Regions from separate parts of the Homo sapiens genome. Here region 2 is linked to region 1. Evidence: read pairs that join two places in POLR2A ChIA-PET (ENCODE). Cell type or tissue: B cell. All regions are shown on one strand. Links, peaks and the distances in the headings refer to the core of each region. The heading gives the core; the rest is flanking DNA.

The links. Peaks named below come from ENCODE experiments on the same cell type or tissue, not always from the same donor. Only the 100,000 strongest peaks of a DNase experiment are listed, where the experiment ranks them.
Region 2: POLR2A ChIA-PET joins it to region 1 with 5 read pairs; 2 of 35 experiments call an interaction of 5 or more read pairs at or near these places.

What each region holds. Positions count from the first base shown.
Region 1 is chr19:17,883,126-17,886,031 of GRCh38, reverse strand. It overlaps SLC5A5 (solute carrier family 5 member 5), which reads right to left. Exons shown (of 15, transcript NM_000453.3): 11 at 2,265-2,351; 12 at 1,986-2,182. Among named protein-coding and RNA genes, the nearest start is that of SLC5A5, 13 kb to the right of the region's middle. In B cell, for the core only: no CTCF peak of the experiment used is centred there; DNase peaks (open chromatin) are centred at 1,241 and 1,479; H3K4me3 peaks cover 798 bases; H3K27ac peaks cover 472 bases.
Region 2 is chr19:17,597,634-17,600,539 of GRCh38, reverse strand. No RefSeq gene overlaps it. Among named protein-coding and RNA genes, the nearest start is that of COLGALT1, 43 kb to the right of the region's middle. RefSeq lists an enhancer at 1,426-2,007. In B cell, for the core only: no CTCF peak of the experiment used is centred there; no DNase peak of the experiment used is centred there; H3K27me3 peaks cover 425 bases.

The sequences.
Region 1 (2,906 bases), core at 294-2,793:
AAAATTACCCAAGCGTGGTGGCATATGCCTGTGACCCCAGCTACTCAGGAGGCCGAGACAGGAGAATTGCTTGAACCTGGGAGGCAGAGGTTGCAGTGAGCTGGGATCACGCCACTGCACTCCAGCCTGGGCGACAAAGTGAAACCCCGTCTCAAAAAATATATATGTATTATGCTAAGACACAAAAGATCACATATTTTATGATTCCATTTACATGAAATGCCCAGAACAGGCAAATTCATAGAAACAGAAAGTGGATTCGTGCTTGCCAGGAGCTGGGGAGAGGGGGAAGTGGGAAGTGACTGCTGATGGGGACAGGGCTTCTTTCTGGGGTGATAAAAATGTTCTTATGACCAGGAACAGTGCCTCACACCTGTAATCCCAGCACTTTGGGAGTCAGAGGCAGGCAGATCACTTGAGCCCAATACTTTGAGACCAGCCTGGGCAACATGGCAAAAACTCGTCTCTATAAAAAATACAAAAAATTTAGCCCAGCATGGTGATACATGCCTATAGTCCCAGCTACTTGGGAGGCTGAGGCAGGAGGATCATCGGAGTCTGGAGGTCAATGGTGCAGTGAGCTGTGATTGTGCCATTGCACTCCAGCCTGGGTGTTAGAGTGAGACCCTGTCTCCAAAAAATCAAATAAACAAAAAGCAAAAAAACCCACCCAAAAAACCAAAATAAATAAATAAATAAATAAACAAAACAGAAAATGTTCTTGGTTGGCTGGGTGCCCACACCTGTCATCCTGGCACTTTGCAAGGCTGAGGTGGGCAGATCGCTTGAGCCCAGGAATTCCAGACCAGCCTGGGCAACATAGCCAGACCCTGTCTCTACAAAAAATAAAAATAAAAACAAGCAGGACATGATGGTGTGCACCTGTGGTCCCAGCAACTAGGGGGGCTGAGGTAGGAAGATTCCTTGAGCCCAGGAGGTTGAGGCAGCAGTGAGCTATGATCGTGCCACTGGACTCCAGCCTGGGCAACAGAGCAAGACCCTGCTCCAAAAAAAAAAAAAAATAGAAAATGTTTTTGGGGCCAGGCACAGTGGCTCACACCTGTAATCCCAGCATTTTGGGAGGCTGAGGTGGGCGGATCACCTGAGGTCAGGAGTTCAAGATCAGCCTGGCCAACATGGTGAAACCCCATCTGTACTAAAAATACAAAATTAGAAAAAAAAAAGAGGAAACGTTCTTGACTTAGATAGTGGTGATGGTTGCACAAATATACTAAATGCCACTTTAATTTATTTATTTGAGTTGGAGTTTCATTTTTGTTGCCCAGGCTGGAATACAGTGGTGCGATCTCAGCTCACTGCAACCTCCACCTCCTGGGTTCAAGCGATTCTCCTGTCTCAGCCTCCCGAGTAGCTGGGATTACAGGCACCTGCCACCACGCTTGGCTAAGTTTTGTATTTTTAGTAGAGACGGGGGTTTCCCCATGTTGATCAAGCTGGTCTTGAACTCCTGACCTCAGGTGATCCACCTGCCTCAGCCTCCCAAAGTGCTGGGATTACAGGTGTGAGCCACTGTGCCTGCCTGGCCTAAATGCCACTTTTAAATGGCTAATTTATCTCAATAAAAAATAGAACCAAACCAAATTCTGGGCCTCCCTCAAGCTGGGAGGATTGCTTGAGCCTGAGAGGTTGAAGCTGCAGTAAGCTGAGATTGCACCCCTGCATTCCAGCCTGGACCACAGAGCGAGGCTCTGTCTCAGAAAAACAAAACAAAAAAAGTACTAGCTTCCTCTGGCTGCACCATATCTCCCACCCATCTCTCCTCCCATTAAATGCACCCTAACCTCAGTGCAGTTGGACTGGGACTAACCCGATTGTGGCCTCAGGGCCTTTGCACCTACCGTTCCCTCCCCCAGGAATGCATTTTACTAATCAGGCTTCTTACACAGAGTGCAGGGCAAGTAAGTTTCCCTTCAAGATCACACCATCCAGGGCTCGGGTACCCCCCTACCCTCAAGTCTGCTCACCTGGGGGCCCTGCTGGAGTCGTTAGCAGGGAGGAGAGCCGGGTCCAGGAGGCCAGAGGCGTTGACTGAGAGAGCCACGCAGCGGGCAGCCGACGATGGCAGGACCCTCATGGTCTGCTCGCTGGGTGGGTACAGCGTGGCGCCCAAGGCCACCCACAGCGACAGCGCCAAGCCCGCGCCTAGTCCCGCGAGGACGCCCTGGGGGCAGAGCCGGCGTCAGGGAAGGGGAGGGGCCTGTCCGGCCCCGCCCCTCCCCGCCCCTTGCCCCGCCCCCACTCACCGGTGTGTTGCAGGCCGGCAGGAACATTCCCAAGATGAAGGCTCCCAGCAGGGGGCCGCTGATGACTCCCATGACGGTGAAGGAGCCCTGGGAGAGTAGGTGGAAGTGGGGCTGAGGGCGGAGCCCTCCCACCGCTCTGGGCCTCAGTTTACCCGCTGGGAAAGCGAGACCTCAGGAACTCCAATGTGGGTCTCAAGGACTCCTCTGTGTCTCAGTTTCCCTAAAGGGGAGAGGACCCCCCCCCCTTGTTCCTGCCTATCTCCCTTGGGTTGGAGGCAAAGACACTGATTATCTCTTGGGGGTGGCAGTCCCACCCTCAAGCCAGGGAGACCCTTTCTTCTTCTTTTTTTTTTTTAGACAGAGTCTCACTTTGCTGTCCAGGTTGGAGTGCAGTGGCGCGATCTTGGCTCACTGCAACCTCCATAGGGAGGCCCTTTCTGTCGCCACCTCCCCCTTCCCAATTCCCCCACCCCAAGCCAGCCAGCTGCAAAAAAGTCCCCTGATGGCCTCTGGCATCAAATAGAACTTAGTTCTTAATCTCAGCGACTTGGAAGGCTGAGGCGGGTGGTTGCTTGAGGCCAGGAGTTCAAGACAAGCCTAGGCACGAAGCGAGACCCTGTCTCTAAAAACAAGTTTTAAAAT
Region 2 (2,906 bases), core at 197-2,696, 290 kb after region 1:
AGTGTGCACCACCACACCTGGCTAATTTGTGTATTTTTTGTAGTGATAGGATGTCGCCATGTTGCCCAGACTGCTCTCGAACTCCTCACTTTGGGCAATCCTCTCTCCTCAGCCCTCCAAAGTGTTGGGATTACAGGCGTGAGCCACTGTGCCTGGCCATGTCTGTTTTAAATGTAGCAGCTGGGGCCAGGCGCAGTGGCTCACGCCTGTAATCCCAGCACTTTAGGAGGCCGAGGCGGGTGGATCACGAGGTCAGGAGATCGAGACCATCCTGGCTAACACGGTGAAACCCCGTCTCTACTAAAAGTACCAAAAATTAGCCGGGCACGGTGGCAGGCACCTGTAGTTCCAGCTACTCGGGAGGCTGAGGCAGGAGAATGGTGTGAACTGGGGAGGCGGAGCTTGCAGTGAGCCAAGATCACGCCACTGCATTCCAGCCTGGGTGACGGAGCGAGACTCCATCTCAAAAAAAAAAAAAGAAAAAAAAGTAGCAGCTGGGAATCTCATTTCATAAACTCAGATGTGTGAGGAATGAAACTCCATTTTCCAACAGCTGAATTTAATTTCTGTTTTGAGTCTCCATCCCACGAGGAAGCAGAAATGGAATCTCATTCAGCCCAGTTTCCTCGGTAAATTCCGAAATTCCCCTCCTTATGTCTGGGGTTATTTCTACATTTGAGCGGACAGGACGGGAGCTGCGGGATCCACCACCAGGAGTGGGTTCAGTGAGTGCTTTTGGTTGCAAGTAACAGACAGCAGGACTAAAAGTGGGGCCAGAAAGTGGCTTACACCAGGAGTTATCCAGCACGCAGCAATCCCGCTCCTGGGGGACTTTTCTCCTTTGAGAAACTTGCACGTGGGGGTGTGGTATCTTCTCAAAGAATAGCATATAGCTGGGAAAAGGGGACAAACCGCAGCTGTCTGCATGATGTCTGCAGAGGCAGCCTGCAGGTCCTTGAGTGCCCCTGCTCATTAGCTGTTTCTGTACCCAAGTGCATAGGCTACGCACTGTGACTGATGTGGATCTATTTGCCCCTCGCTACAAAAGGGTCTCAAGTCTTGTCCTTCAGTGTGTGGGACCCATCGTGTTACCAATGGGGCTTGGGGACTGAGGCTCAAGACTGCTTGCTGGGAAATGTAACCCCTTTGTTCTGGACAGGTAGAAGGAGAGGAGAATGGTCATCCAGGCCTAATGTAAAGTTTCTGCAACCCAACCCAATTCCCAGACTCATTTTGGTCATGATCAATACAGGGGTCAACAAAATTTTCTGTAAAGGGCGAGCTAGTAAATAGATTTGCTGTGTGTACTATGCTGTCTCTGTTGCAACCAACTCGGCCATTGTAACCTTGACAACATGCAAATGATGGGCGTGACTGCATGCCAATAAAACTTTATTTAGAAAATCAAGCGGATATATTCAAACAAACCCTTGGACGTGTTCAGAATAGCGCTATTCACAATAGCCAAAAGGTGGAAACAACTCAAGTGTCCACCAACAAATGAATGGATAAACACAACATGTTGTCTATTCATACAATGAATATGATTCAGCCATAAAAAGGAAGGAAGTGGCCGGGCGCGGTGGCTCACGCCTGTAATCCTAGCACTTTGGGAGGCTGAGGCGAGTGGATCACCTGAGGTCAGGAGTTCAAGACCAGCCTGGCCAACATGGTGAAACCCTGTCTGTACTAAAAATACAAAATTAGCCGGGCATGGTGGCAAGTGCTTGTAATCCCGGCTACTCGGGAGGCTGAGGCTGGAGAATCATTTGAACCTGGGAGGCAGAGGTTACAGTGAGCCGAGATCCTGCCATTGCACTCCAGCCTGGGTGAGAAGAGTGAAACTCCATCTCAAAAAAAAAAAAAAAAAAAGGAAGGAAACCCCGTCTCTACTAAAAATACAAAAAATTAGCCGGGCATGGTGGTGGGCGCCTGTAGTCCCAGCTACTCGGGAGGCTGAGGCAGGAGAATGGCGTGAACCCAGGAGGCAGAGCTTGCAGAGAGCCGAGATCGCGCCACTGCACTGCAGCCTGGGCGACAGAGCAAGACTCCGTCTCAACAACAACAGCAATAATAGAAGCTGGCCCAAACCCACCAAAACCAAGATGGCGACAAGAGTGACCTCTGGTCATCCTCACTGCTACACTCCCCCCATCACCATGACAGTTTACAAATACCATGGCAACATCAGGAAGTTACCCTATTTGGTCTAAAAACGCAAGGCATGAATAATCTACCCTTCCTTTAGCATATCATCAAGAAATAACCATAACAATGGGCAACCAGCAGCCTTGGGGCTGCTCTGTCTATGGAGTAGCCATTCTTTTTTTTTTTTTTTTTTTTTGAGATGGAGTCTTGCTCTGTCACCCAGGCCGGAGTGCAGTGGCGCGGTTTCGGCTCACTGCAAGCTCCACCTCCCGGGTTTCATGGGCGTCCATGTGAAGAAAAAGGAGCATCTATACAGGAGCTCAAATGGGCTGTACCCTGTAGCATTCTGAGGACAGGTCTGACTTCTGAGAAGGGAAAGTGGTAAAAGTATTGTCCGTCCTTTTTAAGTTGGTGGCTGAGCTTGGTGAGGTGTGTTTTTAAAAGACCTTTAGTCCGTTCTACTTTTCCTGAAGATGGAGGACTGTAAGGGATATAAAGATTTCACTGAATACCAAGAGCCTGAAAAACTGCTTGGCTGATTTGACTAATAAAGGCTGGTCTGTTATCAGACTGTATAGAGGTGGGAAGGCTAAACTGAGGAATTATGTCTGACAGAGGGGAAGAAATGACAGCGGTGGCCTTCTCAGACCCTGTAGGAAAGGCCTCTACCTATCCAGTGAAAGTGTCTACCTAGACTAAGAGGTATTTTAGTTATCTGACTCGGGGCATGTTGAGTAAAGCTAATTTGCCAGTCCTGA